2 separate regions of the Homo sapiens genome follow, and region 1 is linked to region 2. A link is an interaction called in ENCODE POLR2A ChIA-PET data of the cell type or tissue named here. Cell type or tissue: K562. All regions are shown on one strand. Each heading gives the region's core, and the rest is flanking DNA. Links, peaks and the distances in the headings are about the cores only. Region 1 has its middle 60 kb from the start of INAVA. Region 2 overlaps CACNA1S (calcium voltage-gated channel subunit alpha1 S).

Region 1 (4,385 bases), core at 196-4,195, 85 kb before region 2:
ACCATGGCTAAGAAAGCTTTCTAATATTTCACAGCCTTTGTCACTCCCTGTTTGTTGCTTCATTATCTTTATTCATTTCCTTGAGATGATCACAAGTAGAAACGTTTAAAACAGAAAAGGTCGTATGCTTTTCTTCAGTGTACTCAAGAAACAGCAGAGCTCTGTTATTTTAATTCTCTCTAATTCTGTGAAAAGGGTGTTATTTACCTCTATTTTGTAGAGCACGAAAGTGAGGCTCAGAGAATTTAAGAAGTTACTTACTCAACTAGAGGGTAAATTAGGGTGGTGGATCTGCCTGACTGCCAATCAAAGACAGATGAAAACTGCTGAGATGTTAATGAAGACTTCTTTGCCAAATGTACATTCATATGTGCATGCATACATGCACACTAAAGCAAGTACATATATTTTAAATGTATCTGATTGAATTTTGCCTTTTTAAATGTTATTTTATTATTTAAAAGATATTTTCTATATCACAAGTCATCAAGCAATAAATGTTATTTAAAATAATCTATATACACATATAATACGAATAAGTAAATTAAACCATGCAAACTGATTATTTTTTTATTTTATTTTATTTTTTGAGATGGAGTTTTGCTCTTGTTGCCCAAGTTGGAGTGTAATGGCGCAACCTCAGCTCACTGCGACCTCCACCTCCCGGGTTCAAGCAATTCTCCTGCCACAGCCTCCTGAGTAGCTGGGATTGCAGGCGCCTGCCACCACACCCAGCTAATTTTTTGTATTTTTAGTAAAGACGGGGTTTCACTGTTGGCCAGGCTGGTCTCAAACTCCTGACCTCAGGTGATCCACCCGCCTCAGCCTCCCAAAGTGTTGGGATTACAGGTGTGAGCCACTATGCCCAGCCTATTTATTTATTATTTATTTTTGAGAAGGAGTATTGCTCTGTTGCCCAGGCTGGAGTGCAGTGGCATGATCTTGGCTCACTGCAACTTCCACCTTCCGGGTTCAAGTGATTCTCCTTTCTCAGCCTCCTGAGCAGCTGGGATTACAGATGCCTGCCACCACGCCTGGCTAATTTTTGTATTTTTAGTAGAGACAGGGTTTTGCCATGTTGACCAGGCTGGTCTCAACTTCTGACCTCAAGTGGTCCACAAACTGAGTTTTGAAGTGCAGTCTTTTTTTTTCTCTTCTACTTTTGCCTTCTCCCCTCCTACCACATTACGTCTACACCTCCACCTCTTCATCTCCCAAGTATCTCAGATGCAAGCAACCAAGTACGTACCCTTCTGCATGCTCAAATAATCACACACACATAATAGATGTTGACAGATTGTTTTCCAAAGAAGCACTAACAATTCACATTTATCTCAGGGAAGTGTGAGAGAACGGTGTCTCTATCTCTTCCAACAACAAAGCTTAACTCTTTTTAGATGTTTGTCCTCCTGGCAGGTATAAAGCAGGGGTGTCCAATCTTTTGGCTTCCCTGGGCCATATTGGAAGAAGAATTGTCTTGGGCCACGCATAAAATACACTAACACTAATGGTAGGTGATGAGCTAAAAAAAAAAAAAATCGCGAAAACCTCATAATGTTTTAAGAAAGTTTACAAATTTGTGTTGGGCCACATTCAAAGCTGTCCAGGGCTGCGTGGGGCCTGTGGGCCGTGCGTTGGACAGACTTGGTGTAAAGCAGTATCTCATTGCTGCTCTGGTTTGCATATCCCTGGCTTCTACTGATTTTGAACATTCCGCATATAATTCTGTGATTTGGATTCGCCTTTCTGTGAATTCCTTCCCATGTCCTTTGCCCATTGTCCTATTGAATTGTTTGGCTTTTTCTTGTCTACAAGACTAATTTAACTTCTGATTTTCCATTTGCATGACTACATGTGTTTTTCCATTGCAATGTTTTCCATCACGTGCATGCTAGTCTATTTTTAAACAGAGTGCATGCCAGGCTGGTTTATCCAGGTGAATGTACTGATATGTGTAAGTCTGAGCCAGCCTACCTGTGCAGACTCAAGGTGTCCATCTGGCATGTTCATTCCAAAGCATGTGCACTTAGAGCAGGAGTTCTCAACCCTGGATGCATATTCATATCTCCAGGAGAACTTACACTAATACTTGGGTGCCAACTCAGTACAATTAACTCAGAATCTTGGGGGTGACGTGGGGTCCAAGAATCAGCATTTTTAATAGCTTTGCAAGTGACACTAACATGCAGCCAAGGCTGACTGCCTAGGAGTCAGCATCGCTTTTCGATATCACCCAGCAGAGCCTGGAGTCCCCAGTGCTGTTGAATGATCATTACAAGGATTTCTTTCTTTTTCTTTTTTCTTTCTTTCTTTTGTTTTTTGTTTTTTGTTGAGGCAGAGTTTCGCTCTTGGTGCCCAGGCTGGAGTGCAATGACACGATCTCAGCTCACTGCAACCTCCACCTCCTGGGTTCAAGCGATCCTCCTGCCTCAGCCTCCTGAGTAGCTGGGATTACAGGCATGTGCCACCACACCCGGCTAATTTTGTATTTTTAGTAGAGATGGGGTTTCTCTATGGTGGTCAGGCTGGTCTCGAACTCCCGACCTCAGGTGATCCGTCTGCCTCGGCCTCCCAAAGTGCTAGGATTACAGGCGTGAGCCACTGCGCCTGGCCGACAATGATTTCTTAATAATTCTCCTTTTTCCCCCTCCCTTTAAAAAAGTTACTATTCTAGGGGACTGTCTTTGACTTTTCTCTTTTGCTTTTTCAGCACGTCAGTAAATCTGACTAATACGTGCTTTGCAGTGTTCTTCAGGGTCATCCTTTCTCCATTCCCACTACCCTGGCCTAGTCCAGACCCTTATTACCTGTGCTTGAAGCAATTATTTTAACTTTTTTTTAGAGACAGGGAGTCTCGCTATGTTGCCCAGGCTGGTCCCCAACTCCTGGCTTTAAGTGATTGTCCTGCCTCAACCTCCAGAGTAGTTGGGATTACAGGTGTGAGCCGCCACAGTTGACTAGAGCAACTCCAAAAGATAACATGCTGATCTCTCTCCTCCTAGGACCTTCTGTCAACCCAACACATTTCCCACGCCCAACATTTCTTGCCAATGGGATCCTCCTCTGGAGTCGGGCCAGCACCCAGTTGCCCTTCCCTCAACTACATTACGCTTAGCTTATCCCTACATTTCGCCCTTGTTTTGCTATACCCACCTTTTCCCGTTAAACACACACATGTTTACGTTCCCCTCCCATCTGCTCATTGAAGTTCTCTTTATTCAAGTTCAGCTCAAGTTTTACCTTTCTTTTTTTTTTTTTTTAAATTTTTTTTGGAGACAAAGTTTCGCTCTTGTCCCCCAGGTTGGAGTACAATGGCATGATCTTGGCTCACTGCAACCTCCGCCTCCCGGGTTCAAGCGATTCTCCTGCCTCAACCTCCCGAGTAGTTGGGATTACAGGTGCCTGCCACCATGCCCAGCTAATTTTTTTATTTTTAGTAGAGACGGGCTTTCACCATATTGGCCATGCTGGTCTCGAACTCCTGACCTCAGGTGATCCGCCCACCTCGGCCTCCCAAAGTGCTGGGATTACAGGCATGAGCCACCACACCTGGCCAAGTTCTACCTCTTTCACAATCTTTTCCTAGATGAATCAACACCTGTTTATAATAATTTTTTACTTGCTTTTAATTTGTGTAGTATTGTTATTGCCTTGAAATGTTCACTAGGTCGTTCATGTACCTAAGTCTTGACTCTCCAGCTGAATTGCTAGGATCTTTGAGGGCAGAGTGCATTTCTTACTTTTATCTCCTGCAGTTTCCCTTATCAAAAATGCTTAATGCGGCTGGACGTGGTGGCTCACACCTGTAATCCCAGCACTTTGGGAGGTTAGGCGGGTGAATCACCTGAGGTCAGGAGTTCGAGACCAGCCTGGCCAACATGGTGACACCCCCCTCTCTACAAAAAATACAAAATTAGCCAGGTATGGTGACACATGCCTGTGGTCCCAGCTGCTCGGGAGGCTGAGGCAGGAGAATCGCTTGAACCCGGGAGGTGGAGGTTGCAGTGAGCCGAGATCGTGCCACTGCACTCCAGCCTGGGCGACAGAGTGAGACTCCATCTGGAAAAAAAAAAAATGCTTAAGGGGCCAGGTTTGTGGTGGCTCATGCCTGTAATCCCAGCACTTTGGGAGGCTAAGGCGGGTGGATCACCTGAGGTCAGGAGTTCAAGATCAGACTGGTCAACATTCTGAAACCCCATCTCAACTAAAAAATACAAAAATTAGGTGGGCATGGTGGCACATGCCTGTAGTCCCAGCTACTCAGGAGGCTGAGGCAAGAGAATTGCTTGAACCCGGGAGGTGGAGGTTGCAGTGAGCCGAGATCATACCACTGCACTCCGGCCTGGGCGACAGAGCAAGACTCCATCTCAAAAAAAGAAAATGCT
Region 2 (4,385 bases), core at 157-4,156:
CATGCAACTAAGATATGAACGTGTACTACATGAGAAGAAAGGGTCAAGGAGACAGAGTCTACCTGAGAAGTAGGCAGGCCAAGGGGGAACTCCCAAGGAAGCTTCAAGTTGGAACACTCGAGGGGTAAGAGGAAATTCAGGAGATCTGACACTCGGGGGATTTTCAGGCAGGGAGCGGGCTAAATTGTATCTCATGCTGCCTAGAAGTCAAGTAATGTAAAGATGTGAGAGTCCACTGGGTTAGCAACCAGATAGTTGGTGACATTGGTGAGCGTGTTTCCAGAGAAGCGATGGGGCAGAGGAGGATTGCCTAGAGAGGAGAAATGAGAATGGAAGGAGAAATAGAAATGTGGACAAGGAGACCACCCAGGTAAGAAGTTTGGTCCTCAGTCAGCAGTGGTGGCTCACGCCTGTAATCCCAGCACTTTGGGAGGCTGAGGTGGGTGGATCACTTGAGGTCAGGAGTTCAAGACTAGCCTGGCCAACATGGCAAAACACAGTTTCTACTAAAAATACAAAAATTAGCTGGGCATGGTGGCACACACCTGTAGTCCCAGCTACTCGGGAGGCTGAGGGAGGAGAATCACTTGAACCCAGGAGATGAAGGTTGCAGTGAGCTGAGTTCATGCCACTGCACTCTAGCCTGGGTACCAGAGTGAGACTCTGTCTAAAAAAAAAAAAAAAAGATAGATCATAGATGATGGATGGATGGATGATGGATGGATGGGTGGATGGATGAATGGAAAAACAGAGAGGGAGACAGAAATAGGGAAATAGGATGGCTGCAGGGTCAGGCTGCTAGGAGGGAGGCACCTGGAATGTGTTCCATGCAGCTAGAAGGGGCCTGTGGAGAGGCAGAGAGAGGGGATAAGGGCTGGGGTAGAATCCGAGCAGCTGGCAGGAGAGAACTGGCTTCCACTGGGTCAGAAGGGAAGGAGGAGAATGAGACAGCAGAAACAGGTGGGTTCATCAGTGTGGAGACAGGAGCTGAGGGAGGAACCTTCTGGTAGCTTCTATATATTTTTTTGTGTGTGTGAAGGGAGCAAAGCTAGCTGCTGGTGTTGGGGTTTCAGGAGAGAAGGGCGTTGAGATTGCTGCACTGACAGGGACTAGGAAGCATTGGGGCCCTGTTGAGACTGGGGGAAGGGACGTATAGTGCATTAAGAGTGCGAGCGTCCCTGCCCTGCATGACTGATACCCTAGGCCCAGCTGAGAAGCCCAGAAGCCGACTGGGGGTTCGCTAGGAGGCTGCATGGGGAGGCCAGCTTGGTTTCCATAGCAACAGCCACAGAGCAGGCGCTTGGCACAGGCTTAATGATGGAATGGCGAGAAGAGCAAAGAGTCCAGTGAAGGGGGAAGGATGCTGTGGGGACATGGAGGGCCCGGTGCAGAGTCCTGACCTTGCCTCTGGCTGTGCACCCCAGGGCTGTCCCATCACCTCTGCATGCCTCCATTCCTTCATTTTTAACGTGGAATTCACATGTACTTTGCATGGTTGTGGTGGCAATAAAATGAATATTGTACATGAAGGTGCTTTGTAAACAACGTATTGCAGCCCCTGGCATGAGAGCAGGTGTGTAGGTGGCACGCAGGAGGCACTTGGTAAATAGTAGCTACTGTTACTCATAGTTACTTGGTGTGGCTAAGAGGAGCCCTGGAGAATGTAGATCTTTGATATTCAAGGCAATAAACAGGGGGCAGTTGAGGGCTCTGAGAGCCTGTGTTGGCAGTGGACTCTGGCCAATGCAACATGGTCGTAGCTTCGAAGATGTTTGGCCATGGTGTGACCTGGGGTGTGCAGCTGCTTCTGAGACCACCAGTCCTTTCTGGGGCTGCTTGGTCCCAGTCAGTGGACTTGGCTGTGGACTTCAGGAGAACCCACAACAGGTCCCTCTCTGCCTCATGCAGAAAAATAATCCAGATGGCCCCTCTGTCTTTCTCCACAGCCCAGTCTCCCAAGCCCATGGGCAGGGTTCCTGGGGAAGGGACTGGGGAGGGGGAAACACAGGTGTAGAAGAGTCCAAAAAACTGGACAAGCAGAGGCCAGTTGCCAGTGTCACAGGCCTGGAGATTTTAATGTCCTGCAGGTGGGAGTGGCCCTAGGCCAGACAGGCACTGACCAGGCCTTTTTGAATGACATTAGAAGCTCCATCCAATCATGCCTCTTGCTGGTGAGGGGCAGGGCCTGTCCAGCTACTTCCTCCGCACTTTTTGAGGTGGTTCCTGACCACCCTGCCTCAGGCCATGCATCTAGCTGCTGAGAGGGAGGGAGGCTGCTGCGGTGGGCTAGCCCTTCTCCACCCCAGCAACTTCCCCACCCCCATTGGTCATGCCAGCTCTAAGCCCATGCTGATGCTGTGTGGGCATCACAGCCTTGGAGGAATAAGGGTCTCCTGGGAGCCCTGGTGTTGGTCGAGGCTGCCCAGGGAGGACCCGAGGTTCAGGCATCCCAGGGAGCTGGCCATGCCCTCTGGGGCCTCTCGTCCTTTCAGTAGCTCTGTTGCCATGATCTCCACTTCCTCTGGTTCCATTTGGCAGGCATCTGCCAGGGCCTGGCCTGTTGCCATGATGAAGTTTGCATCAGCTGCCAAGGTGCCCAGGCCCCCTCGAACCAGAGCCTGCAGGGAGGAGAGTAGGCTGAGTGGGGTCTTCCTGGGGAGCCACATTTGGGGACCTGCCTCTGTTGGCCCTACCCTCTCTCCACGCCAGGCCATCACAGGGCCACCACTCAATGCAGCCACTGCTGTGACCCAGCCCCTGGCTCACCTTTTGGATCAGCAGGGCTGTAGCTGGTGCTGAGCACCTGGAAGTATTCTCCCTGGTGCTCCTGCTGTGGGGTGTCTCCTCATGAAGAGACCCTGGTGTGGAGCTCTTTCTGTCCTCAGGCATGGAGGACTCCACCCTGGGGCACTGTTCCAAAGGTACAAAAGCAAAGACCCCGACAGGGGTGCTGGAGCCCACCAATGAGCAAAATTCCAGATCATCTGAGGGCAACTCAACCAAGATCCACAGAAAGGGGAGGATGGAGGGATCCCGTCCCTTCTGTACTGTTGGACACATTGCTGCCACAGCCTTCCCCTGCCATGATCCCACTCCAAGTATCAGGCCAGGCAGGGTCTCTGTATGGAGTTTGCTCCCAGGCCTCTGCCACTGTTACCTGGCAGGGGGCAGGAGGTGCCTGGCCTCTGGGCATTGCCCTCTGGGTCAGCAGTCCCTTCAGCATCTCCACACAGGGTTTGCTGTGGGGTCCTGTATGCAAGAAGGGGCAAGGATAAGAGGGGCTGCTGACTCCTGCCAGGAGCCCTGAGTCAACAGAGGCTCGCTTGGCTGGCTAGCCACACTCTGTGAGAGCTCTGAGATTCTCAGGGCTGCAGAAGGTGTCTTAGAGGGTGGACACATGATGAGGCCCAATCAACTCCAGGCCAGGCAGGGCTGCCCCAACTTTACTGGCCCTGGTCGCTGTTCTTGAAGGTTTGGGAGAGGGGATAAGGGCCAGAGTCTCTGGCCAAGCTGGTCCTCTGTGGTCCCTGGGTGTGTGCACATTAAAGTGAAAGTGTGTTGGGGAACACAGCAGTATCCTTATTGCCACTAGCCCCCAGCATCCTTGGGGCTCCTACTGTCACACAGCAGTCTAGGACATACTAGACTACAAGATCATTTGCAGAAGGGCCCCAGAGTCAAGACGTCAGTGTGTCCAGGGGCTGCCCTTCCAGGGACCTGGGGCGGTGTGGGGACTCCTGTGCTGGGGATGGTGTAGGGGGCTGTGTGAGTTTCCTGGGAGGCCTGCAGAGGGCCCTTTAGCATGAATGGGCTTTCCCCCTTCCACCTCACTCAGCCACCTAGATGGTGCCCTGCTTCCCCCCTGGACAAGTAGCTGGTCCTGATGGTTTTCCCATTCCAGGGCCCAGATGACTGCCATTGTAACAGGCTCCCAAGCCAGCCCTCCCAGCCAAGTTCCCAGACTCTAAGAAAAGAGTGGGGCTTCCCGGACTCCTCTGGGAGAAGACTCAAGCTTCTTAGATGCACAGAAGGGACTGACCCAGGACCCTGCAGGGTTGGCCAAGGGCTCGTCCTCTGGTAGCAGGCGTCTCTGTCTCTTCTGGGAACTCCCTTTCATAGTGGACACTGAAATGGAAGCAAGGCTGGGTGAACCAGAGAAGGCTGCTAGCTCTCTCGGCATCCCTGCCTCTCTGGCCCCAAACATCCTTTTCCCTCAGAGCCTGTACAAGGCCAACCTAGTGTAGCAGCCGTGACTCTAGGGCTGACGTTTCCACCACTGTGCCCCAGCCAGCCCTGACTCTCTAGGAGGAAGGAGTCCAGAGCATTCCTGACTCCACTCCTTTGCTCAGTTGCTCCCTCTACCCTTTCTACATTCTGTTCATCTT

The links. ChIA-PET counts read pairs that join two places held together with the same protein. Peaks named below come from ENCODE experiments on the same cell type or tissue, not always from the same donor. Only the 100,000 strongest peaks of a DNase experiment are listed, where the experiment ranks them.
Region 1: POLR2A ChIA-PET joins it to region 2 with 5 read pairs; 2 of 35 experiments call an interaction of 5 or more read pairs at or near these places.

The regions. Positions count from the first base shown.
Region 1 is chr1:200,952,721-200,957,105 of GRCh38, forward strand. It overlaps the pseudogene MROH3P. Among named protein-coding and RNA genes, the nearest start is that of INAVA, 60 kb to the left of the region's middle. In K562, for the core only: no CTCF peak of the experiment used is centred there; no DNase peak of the experiment used is centred there; H3K27me3 peaks cover 2,548 bases.
Region 2 is chr1:201,037,465-201,041,849 of GRCh38, forward strand. It overlaps CACNA1S (calcium voltage-gated channel subunit alpha1 S), which reads right to left. Exons shown (of 44, transcript NM_000069.3): 41 at 4,040-4,125; 42 at 3,158-3,249; 43 at 2,767-2,910; 44 at 2,048-2,618. The coding sequence ends at 2,367. Among named protein-coding and RNA genes, the nearest start is that of KIF21B, 16 kb to the left of the region's middle. In K562, for the core only: no CTCF peak of the experiment used is centred there; a DNase peak (open chromatin) is centred at 2,165.